Linked DNA regions of Homo sapiens: region 1 is linked to region 2. Evidence: read pairs that join two places in POLR2A ChIA-PET (ENCODE). Cell type or tissue: Panc1. All regions are shown on one strand. Links, peaks and the distances in the headings refer to the core of each region. The heading gives the core; the rest is flanking DNA. Region 1 has its middle 12 kb from the start of LHX3. Region 2 overlaps KCNT1 (potassium sodium-activated channel subfamily T member 1).

Region 1 (4,377 bases), core at 143-4,142, 440 kb before region 2:
GGGAGGAGGCCCCTTGGAGCCTGGGCTCCCTATTTCTCAGTGGACGGGGAGGGAAGGTGGAGGAGTCCCCATGCCTTTCATGGGGACCTTTGCACTGGCCTCAGTTCCCCCAGTAAGGGTGCGGAGGCCCCTCCAGAATGTGGCCAAGGGAAGCTGCTCTGAGCTGCAGACTTCCAAGTCTCTCCAGGACCAGCCATCTTTTGGGGGGAACTGGTTGGGACCAGTTGTGTGGTTTTTTTTTAAATGGAGTTTTGCTCTTGTTGCCCAGGCTGGAGTGCAATGGCGTGATCTCCGCTCACCACAACCTCCGCCTCCTGGGTTCAAGCGATTCTCTTGCCTCAGCCTCCCAAGTAGCTGGGATTACAGGCGCGCAGCACCATTCCCAGTTTTGTATTTTTAGTAGAGACAAGGTTTCACCATGTTGGCCAGGCTAGCCTCGAACTCCTGACCTCAGGTGATCCACCCGCCTTGGCCTCCAAAAGTGCTGGGATTACAGGTGTGAGCCACCGCACCTGGCCAAGGGAACAGTTGTCTTTTAAGGGACGTCCTTTTCATCGTTTCGGGATGTGTGTCAGGCACATCCTCTTCTGAGTCCCACAGCGGCCTCTCCTCTCAATCTCACAGAAGAGAAAGCTAAGGCCCAGGAAAGGGGAGGGAAGGGAGGAGAGGGGAGGGAAGATGGAGAAGGGGAGGGGAGGGAAGAGTGGGGAGGGAGGAGAGAGGAGGGAAGAAGGGGAAGGGGAGGGAAGAGGGGGAAGAGGGGAGGGCAGCTTGGGAGAAAAGAGCGGGAGACTGTCCTCAGCCATGCAGGCTTGGGCAACCCTGGGGACTGGGAGTGATGGGGCTGGGGCAAAGGACCTCTGAGGAACATCACCGGGAGAAGGTCTGATGTCCAGTCTGCCCTGACCCTGACCTCTGCTGACCTCTAGGCGCCCACAGACCCCAGGTCTGCAGGGCTAAACCGGGCAGGGGCTCTGGCAGGCTCCTGGACCTGTTCATTCCATGAACATTTCTAGAATTGGCTGTGCTCCGCCCAGCGGCCTCTGCCTGTGGGGAGACTGAGGCCCAGAGGAGGAAAGGACCTGTCCTGGCCTGGGTCCCCCCACCCCCCAACCCCCGCTGTGGGGAAGGAGGGGTGCTGACCAGGCGGTCAACGGGGTTTCTGTCGGGTCCTCCCAAGCCCCACCCGCCCTCCCTCCCTCCCTGTGGCGCATGGCCTTCGACCCCCAGGCTCTGGCAGCCACGCTGTGTCTAAGGAGGCACCGAGCACCCCTGGGAAGCGCAGAGACGCGCGGATCACCAGGGCGGTCCCGGGAGGGGAGAAGGGCCCCGACGGCCACTGGGAATGGCGGCAACACTGGAGCCGAGCGTGGAAGCAGATGGGGTTGGACGCGAGGATGGCGCGTGGCGACGGCGACCAGTGCGGGCAAAGGCGCGCCGGCGGGAAAGTGCGAGGTTCGGGGCCGGCCTGCGGAGTCGGTGTCCCCAGGGCAGAGACTCCAGCCAGCGGCCCCGCGGCCAGGGACGGGCGCTGGAGGGACGACCCCGAACTCTCCGGGGGCAACGGGCAGCCCGCGGGGAAAGCGGCTCCGGGCCCAGGTCGAAGGCGGAATTTAGGGAGGGGGCGCGGCCGCCGGGGTGCAGCGCGGGCTGGCGGGGGGCAGCCCCGAGGAGGGGGCGCAAATCCCCCAGCCGCGCCCCCACCCCGCCCCGGCCTCCGGCCCCTCCCCCAGGCCGCCCGGGACCTTTTAGGCGCTGACAGGTTAATAAAGTGCCGACTGTTCCCGCGGGGACCCCGCCCGCGCCCGCTCCAGCTGGCGGCGCGTCGATAATCCCGGAGCCCGTGGCCGCCCCCGACACCGCCCTGGCCGCCGCGGGGAGGGGAGCGGGGCCTGCGGAGGCGGCCTCGGCGATGGGAGACCCGCGGTGCCCTGGAGAGCGCGTCTGCGTGACCTCGCCGGCCTCCGGTTCCCGATCGGAGCGCAGCGCGCGCCGCTCTGGCCGTACCCGGTTCCGCCCCGCGCGGGCCTGGGGGGAGCCCTGTGACCTCCCCGCGCCCCAGGGACAGAAACGCGGGCTCCGACCTCCTCCGGCTCCTGCTCCGTACCCGCGAGGGCGAACCCAGAATCAGACTTCGGGCCGCGGCCCCCACCCGGACCCCCGCCAGGCCGGGGGACGCCCAGCCAGAGCTGCAGACCTCGGGCGGAGAGAGACCTTGGGCCGCGGGGCTGTCTGCGGGCTCTGGGCTGCAGCGAGGTGAGGGGAAGGAGAAGGCGGACCCCTCATCCTCCCTGGGTCCGAGCCCCCTTCCTTCCAGGGTGGAGACGCCTTCTCGCGGACGGTGGAAGCTTTAGCCGCGCGCCTGCGGGTTGTCAGCCCCGAATTCGGGGTTCCTGGCGCCCAGTCTCCCCGCGGAGCGGGAGGTGCGGGGGCAGGTCGAAGGCTGATGTCCCCCCCCCCCCGCGGCTGGGGTCTCCCGGTCTCGGACCCTGGTGGGGCGGCGGGTGAGGCAGGGCCGGGGCCGCAGTGGGAGAGGGGTCGTCCGGGCGCGGGGAGACCCCGAGATGGGACCTGCCCGGCTCTGCTGGCGTCGCTGGCAGAGGGAACCCGGAGGGCGAGGGCTCTGCGCAGCCCGGGGTGCAGGGAGCCGGGGCCGGGGTCATACTCCCCGGCACGCGTTCTGTCTTTTTTTTTTTTTCCCGCTCGTTGGGGTCCCGACCCGAGAGGCAGCGGGGTCGCTGACCAGAGAGGACCGACCCTTGCCCAGGACCCCATCCCCCTTGCAGCGGGGGCGGGGCTGGGGGTGGCACAGGGCTCTGGGTGGCGTCCCCTTGGCGGGACGGGGGAGGAGCTTGCTAACTTTGAATCTGGCAACTGTATTACATCATCCAACTTAAATATCTGAATAATAAAGTAATTTCAACCAGCACATTAAAAGGGATTATTTTCTCTTAAATATGAAATTCATACGAAGAGCTGCTTTTAGCCCGAAGGACCTTCCCGAATCAGGGGATGCCTTAGAAGTCACAGAGGCACCCCTCCCTCTCCCTAAGAGCAGGGACACCCCCTGCCCTCCCCTCCTCTCCCTCCTCACCATCTGCCGGCAGGTCCAGCCCCCCTCCCCAAGGGTGGACAGGAGCGGGTGGGGGCCCAAATCCCCGGGCTTGCCTGGCCGAGTAGCAGCCCTGATAAATCAGAGGTTTTTCAGGGGAATCAGCCTGCAGCGCTAAATCCCAGGGGCTGTAATGATCAATTCTTTAAGCCCATAATTGTTTAAATTACTCTGAGCAACATAAAACATTAATTTTAAGAAATTTAATAGAAAAAAGCTCTTTAAATCCACAACGAGATAAATGACACCCAGTATGGCGACCTTTTTCCATACCTTGGTGACATTGAATAATCTGAAAGTTATTTACATTTTCATCCTTCGTGGAAAATGTTGACAAGCTTTTGGCCGTGGGCGAGGTGCGTGGTGGCTCCGGAGCGCCCCCTCCCCCCTAATTAATGGGGGAGCAGTGACTTTATAAGCAGAATTTTCATCAGTCTGCCTGTGCGACCTCGGGTGACGGCTCCCACCCTCCTGGAGCTGATGCAACTGCCGGTCATTTTTTACCATAAAAATATTCTGTCCTGGCCAGCGGAGCCCCCTCTTGGCATTCAAAAGTAGGTGTGAGACGAAGACGCAGCTGTCACATTCAGGGTGTAGGATGGAGCCCAAGGCCAAACCTAGGAGAAGACTCCTGATTCTGCAGCCCCCGGGCAGAGTCTGCCCTGCACGTGCGCGTGAGAGGCTGCAGTGCTGTGGGGGGCGGCCCTGCCTGGGAGCCACAGGCCCCAGATGCCGCACAGCCCTCCAAACCCAATTCCACACACTTCCCCCTACACCATCCTGGGGTGCCATCTCAGGAGGGCTGGGGTCCCCCAGGTCACATCGTCGGGGCTGGGTGGGTCCAGGAGCCGGGGAGCCACGGTGGGATGCCCTGGGCAGAAAAGGCCCCAGAGCACTGGCTCGGGAGAACTGGCTCCTCATCCTTCTTATCCATGCTACTCACTGGCCACACTGTGTGACCGTGGACAAGCCGCTCAGCCTCTCTGAGTCTGTGAAGAGCAAGTACAATCTCCTTCCCAGGGTTACCATGGGGCTTGAGGAGGCAAAGCCTGGGATGGGTGGGTAAAGGGCACACCCACTCCGACCTGCACACCCACATCTGCTCATCCACACGCTCATCGCTCTCCAAGAGGTCACACACCCACTGCACGGTACACACACAAACATCCCCCACGCTCTCCCAGAGCGTAAGTGCGGGAGGTGGTGGTTGGATTGGAACTAGACCGTGGCGATGGTTGCACAGGGCACACTTTAAAGTGGTTCAT
Region 2 (4,377 bases), core at 64-4,063:
TCATCCATCCACCCATCCATCTTTCCACTCACTCATCCATCCATCCACTTCTCCATCATCCATCTCTCCATCCATCCACTCATTCCTCCATCCATCCACTCATCCATCCATCCCTCTATCCATCCACTCATCCATCTATCTACTCATCTGTCCATCCATCCATCCCTCCATCCATCCATCCACTCATCCCTCCAACCATCTGCTCATCATCCATCCACTCATCCATCTATCCATCTACTTATCTGTCCATCCATCCATCCATCATCCATCCACTCATCCCTCCATCCTTCTGCTCATCTCTCCATCCATCCACTCATCCCTCCACCCATTCACTCATCCCTCCATCCAACATCCATCCCTCCACCCATCCACGCATCATCCATCCATCCATCCATCCATCATCCACCCATCCACTCATCCCTCCATCCATCTATTCCATCCATCCATCCATCTACCCACCATGCATCCACCTATCCATCCATTATCCACCCATCCACTCATCCCTCCATCCACTCCATCCATCCGTCCATCCGTCCGTCCGTCCATCCATCCATCATCCACCATCCATCCAACCATCCATCCATCATCCACCCATCTTCCCACCCCCATCCATGTCCTGGACGCTGTGCTAGGGGACGGGCAGTGAACACAACAGACTTGGGCCCTGTGGGGATGTGAAACCAGAAGCCCCAGGGGACCCTGGGACTTGGGGTGGGGAGTGACCTAGGAAAGTAGCTTGAGAGTCAGTCAGGGCCCAGTTCTCCTTCTCAAACTCTCCTAGTGGGTTCTGCCCTCTTCTGACCTAGACAAAGACAGGAGGTTCATTCTTAGGAGAGGGAAAGTCTCTGGCCTGGGGATGCCAGGCCCCCTTGTGACGGGGTAACAGGTGAAAAGGGGGATTGAGCAAAAGTTTACATGGACGCCTTTAGGTCCCCAGAAGCCAGGCTCCCGGCAGTCAGGCCTTCTCTCCAGGGAAGAACCTGCTCTGCGCAGCCAGAGGGGGGACCAGCATGCTGGCAGGGTTCACCCCGATGGCTGGATGGTGACAACCACACCACACACGTGGCTGCAGAGCCCCTCAGCGCCTGAGCACTCTTACGCATAAACGGCACCAGACATTTGAGGAAATCTACGGGTATGAAAAAGTCAGGGCCCAATGTGAGCTCGGGAGAAACAGGCCCAGCAGATGGGGAAAGCGTAAAACAGGAAAGGACTGGAGACACCATCTTCGGAAGGACATTCAGAGAAAGGATTTCTGGAAACCAGGAGGCAGGACAGAACAAGTGGACGAGTGAACAAGGGAACGAGGCAGGAGAGGGGAGAGAAGAAACAGGACACAGAGCACAGCATCCGAGTGCCAGGGAGCCAGAGAGAGAGGCCTGGGGTTGGGGGCTGGTCCCCAAAGACATGACTCAGGACAGGCCGGCACCGAGGGCCGCAGGGCCCTGCTGATGTCCCCTGGGACCCACACAGAGGTGAGCAGGAGTTGCCAAGGCACGCTGGGCACAGAGTAGGTCCCAGCAGCCGCCACTTCTCGAAGCAGCAACAGCAGAAGGAGACAGAACAGGACTCAGAGAGAGCAAGTTCCCACCCACCCTCATCGCGGCTGCTGCGAGGCTGGTAAGGACCTGACGGTGCAGATTGCTGCCCCCAGCACCTCTCCCAGAAGTCCCTGGAGCATGGGCCCCAGGACGATGGGCCCTGGGGAGGGGACTCCTTGGGACCCAGGAGGGGTAGAAGACACCCCCAGAAACAGGTAGGGGCTTTCCCCAGGGGGACTGGGCGCCCCCTTCCCTGACCTGCAGAAGCTCAAGTGAGCACAGAGACACTTGTGGGGGCAGGGAGGGACATCCTAGATGCTCCAGCCTTTCCGTGGACCTTCTGGGTCCGCTAGTAGCTAAGGGCACAGCTGGAAGTCTACGATGGGGACCCTTCTCCCTACGCTGAGCCGTCTGCGGGAGCCTGGGCACTGAGTCCTTGGCTTTTTCCATCCTGGGACAGGCACTGGGGAAGGAAGGACTCCCCAAGGCCCCAGGCACAGGGGCTCCCCCAGGGACGCCATCAGCTTCTGTAACGGCCCAGTGGGAAGGCTCAGCCCTGGGACCCGGGACCCCGCGCCCGGCCGCGCACGTGGCCCACCATCCGATGCCCAGGGCCGGGTCATCGAGCAGGACGCGCACAATGTAGAGCAGGCAGGTGAGCAGCTTCAGGGAGAAGTTGAACAGCCGGATCCTCAGGCCTGCGGGGAGGGCAGCGGCCTCAGGGCTCTGACCCAGCTCTGGGCTTCGGGGAGCAGGGCCTGCACCCGGGTCTGGCTGGGCTCTCTGGATGGCCCCAGCTGGGCTCCCCTCCCACACCCGGGCTGCACGCAGAGCTCTGTGTGCCCTGCGTTGTTTGGGGGCTGATGCTCTTGGGTCAGCCTCCAAGAGGCTCTGTCCCTGGCCCCACCTTACAGGTGCCTGAACTTGGGGTGCAGGGGATTTCTAGAGGCCACTCCACTTCTTGGAGGACAGGATAGGGATTGGGGAGCAGGCAGGTGAATGTGGAGCCCCTGGGGAAACCCCCCAAGTCCTCACCTGCAATCCCGGGGGGAGCATGATGCCAAGCTCTGGCTGGGAACGGGGCAGGGAGCTGTTGGGGAGGGTGGGGCTGTATGGAGGGGTGGGAGGCAGGGCGTGGCCACAGGGGAGACCTTGCTGGCACCTATGGATGGTCCTGCCCCACCCAGCCTGGTGTCCAGCAGGCAGGACGGTGTCCCCACGAGTCCCGCTGCAGAGGCCCTGGTCTCAGACAGTGTGAAGCTAAGAGGGGGCTACCCTGTGCCCCACTCACCATGCAGACCCACCCCCACCCTGCTTCCAAATGCCCCCGCAGCACTCAGGTGGCTCCCACCCCATGGACTCTCCCTGAGCTCACAGCCCCAGCCTTCGCCATCGCCAGGCTTGCTCCCGGCGCCCTCAACACCTCCCTGCCTGGGAGTGGCCCTCCAGGCACCCCACTCACTCGATCTTTGGTTTTTGATGAAGAACAGCTTGAGCCGCTCCTTGAAGGTGTTCTCGTTGACGTAGAACTCCACCTGGACCCTGAAGAAGCAGAGAGGGGCATGGAGGCTCAGGGCCAGTGGGGACTCAGGCTGGGGACACGCCGGGAGCCCCAACCTGACTGACTTCTTCCAACTTTCCAACTGCAGGAGTTGAGAAGTCAGGGCCCAGCAGGACCACTCCCTCCACCTCAGACCCAGGAGGGTCCTGGGGTCCGTCACACCCAGCAGACAGCCGACCCAGCCTCGGCTCCTCTGAAGATTCCTCCCCGCAGCCCTGGGCACTCGCTGCTGTGAGTCTGGGCCCTCCAGGCCGCCCTGTTGGGGCTCAGGGTGCGGCACTCACTCCACACACCCTCGCCCAAGCCTCCGTGGGTGCAGGGCACCTGCCAGGAGGTAAAGTTGCCCATATGGCCCTGGGGATGGTGCTCAGGACACCGCAAGTGCTCAGAACATGCCGTAGGACCTGCGTCATACAGGCTGTCCACAGCTGATGGTCAGCTGCTCTGTCTGGAGGCCGCTGGTGGCTGTGCTCCAAGGCTATGGGCCACTGCAGCCTCAAGGGCTGTCAGGGAAGATGGGCTGGTGGGAAGTGGTCATCCCTGCACCCACCTCGCAGGCCAGCTGTGGGGCCCCTCCAGCCAGTGCCGCTCCCCTTCCCTCAGGCTCACCTATGGCCCCAGCCACTGGTTCCCAGACACCCCTCAACCCCCATGCACGCCGCTGCTCATGGGGCCTACCACCCAGCCCTCTGGCCTCCAACCGGGCCCCGGCGGTCCTGAGAAGAGACCACAGTGTGCCAGTTGCCGGGGGTGGCAGGTGGGGTGAGGTGGGGTGGGGAGATTGCGTGGCTCACCTACCGTGGCCACCTGCATGACCCAGGCTGGCCACCAAGAGTAGGATGGAGCCTGGGGGTGGACGGCTGCTGCCCCCACTGCCCCAGCCTTGGACGCAGGGTCTCCTGTGCCCGGCTGTGCTGGGATGCGGGCCAGGCTAGGCCAGGGTTTAATGATCCCCTGAGAGGAAAACTCCAATGCTGCCAGCCTGCAGGACAGACAGGAGCAAGACCCAGAGCCAGGGTTCCTGCAGCAGGCATGGCCGTCTCTGGGAAGGGGGAGCACATGTCCCCCTAAACGGCCCGTGCCCTGGGGTGCTGGGCTGTCCTCCATGGGACCCTCGGCTGCTCCCAGCCATGGCCCTGTGCCCTCCATGACGTCTGCTCCTATCAGTCGGCTGCCTTAGCCCTCGGGCGCTGCCTCCGGTGCCTGGCCTTGCTCCCTGGGGTCAAAGAGAGGTGCCCCGCCTCCCTCAGGGATGGTGTGGGGGCAGAACACGCA

The links. ChIA-PET counts read pairs that join two places held together with the same protein. Peaks named below come from ENCODE experiments on the same cell type or tissue, not always from the same donor. Only the 100,000 strongest peaks of a DNase experiment are listed, where the experiment ranks them.
Region 1: POLR2A ChIA-PET joins it to region 2 with 5 read pairs; 2 of 35 experiments call an interaction of 5 or more read pairs at or near these places.

The regions. Positions count from the first base shown.
Region 1 is chr9:136,191,133-136,195,509 of GRCh38, reverse strand. No RefSeq gene overlaps it. Among named protein-coding and RNA genes, the nearest start is that of LHX3, 12 kb to the left of the region's middle. RefSeq lists enhancers at 3,295-4,240, 4,241-4,377. In Panc1, for the core only: no CTCF peak of the experiment used is centred there; no DNase peak of the experiment used is centred there; H3K4me3 peaks cover 826 bases; H3K27ac peaks cover 762 bases.
Region 2 is chr9:135,748,804-135,753,180 of GRCh38, reverse strand. It overlaps KCNT1 (potassium sodium-activated channel subfamily T member 1), which reads right to left. Exons shown (of 31, transcript NM_020822.3): 3 at 3,004-3,083; 4 at 2,140-2,239. Among named protein-coding and RNA genes, the nearest start is that of KCNT1, 49 kb to the right of the region's middle. In Panc1, for the core only: no CTCF peak of the experiment used is centred there; no DNase peak of the experiment used is centred there.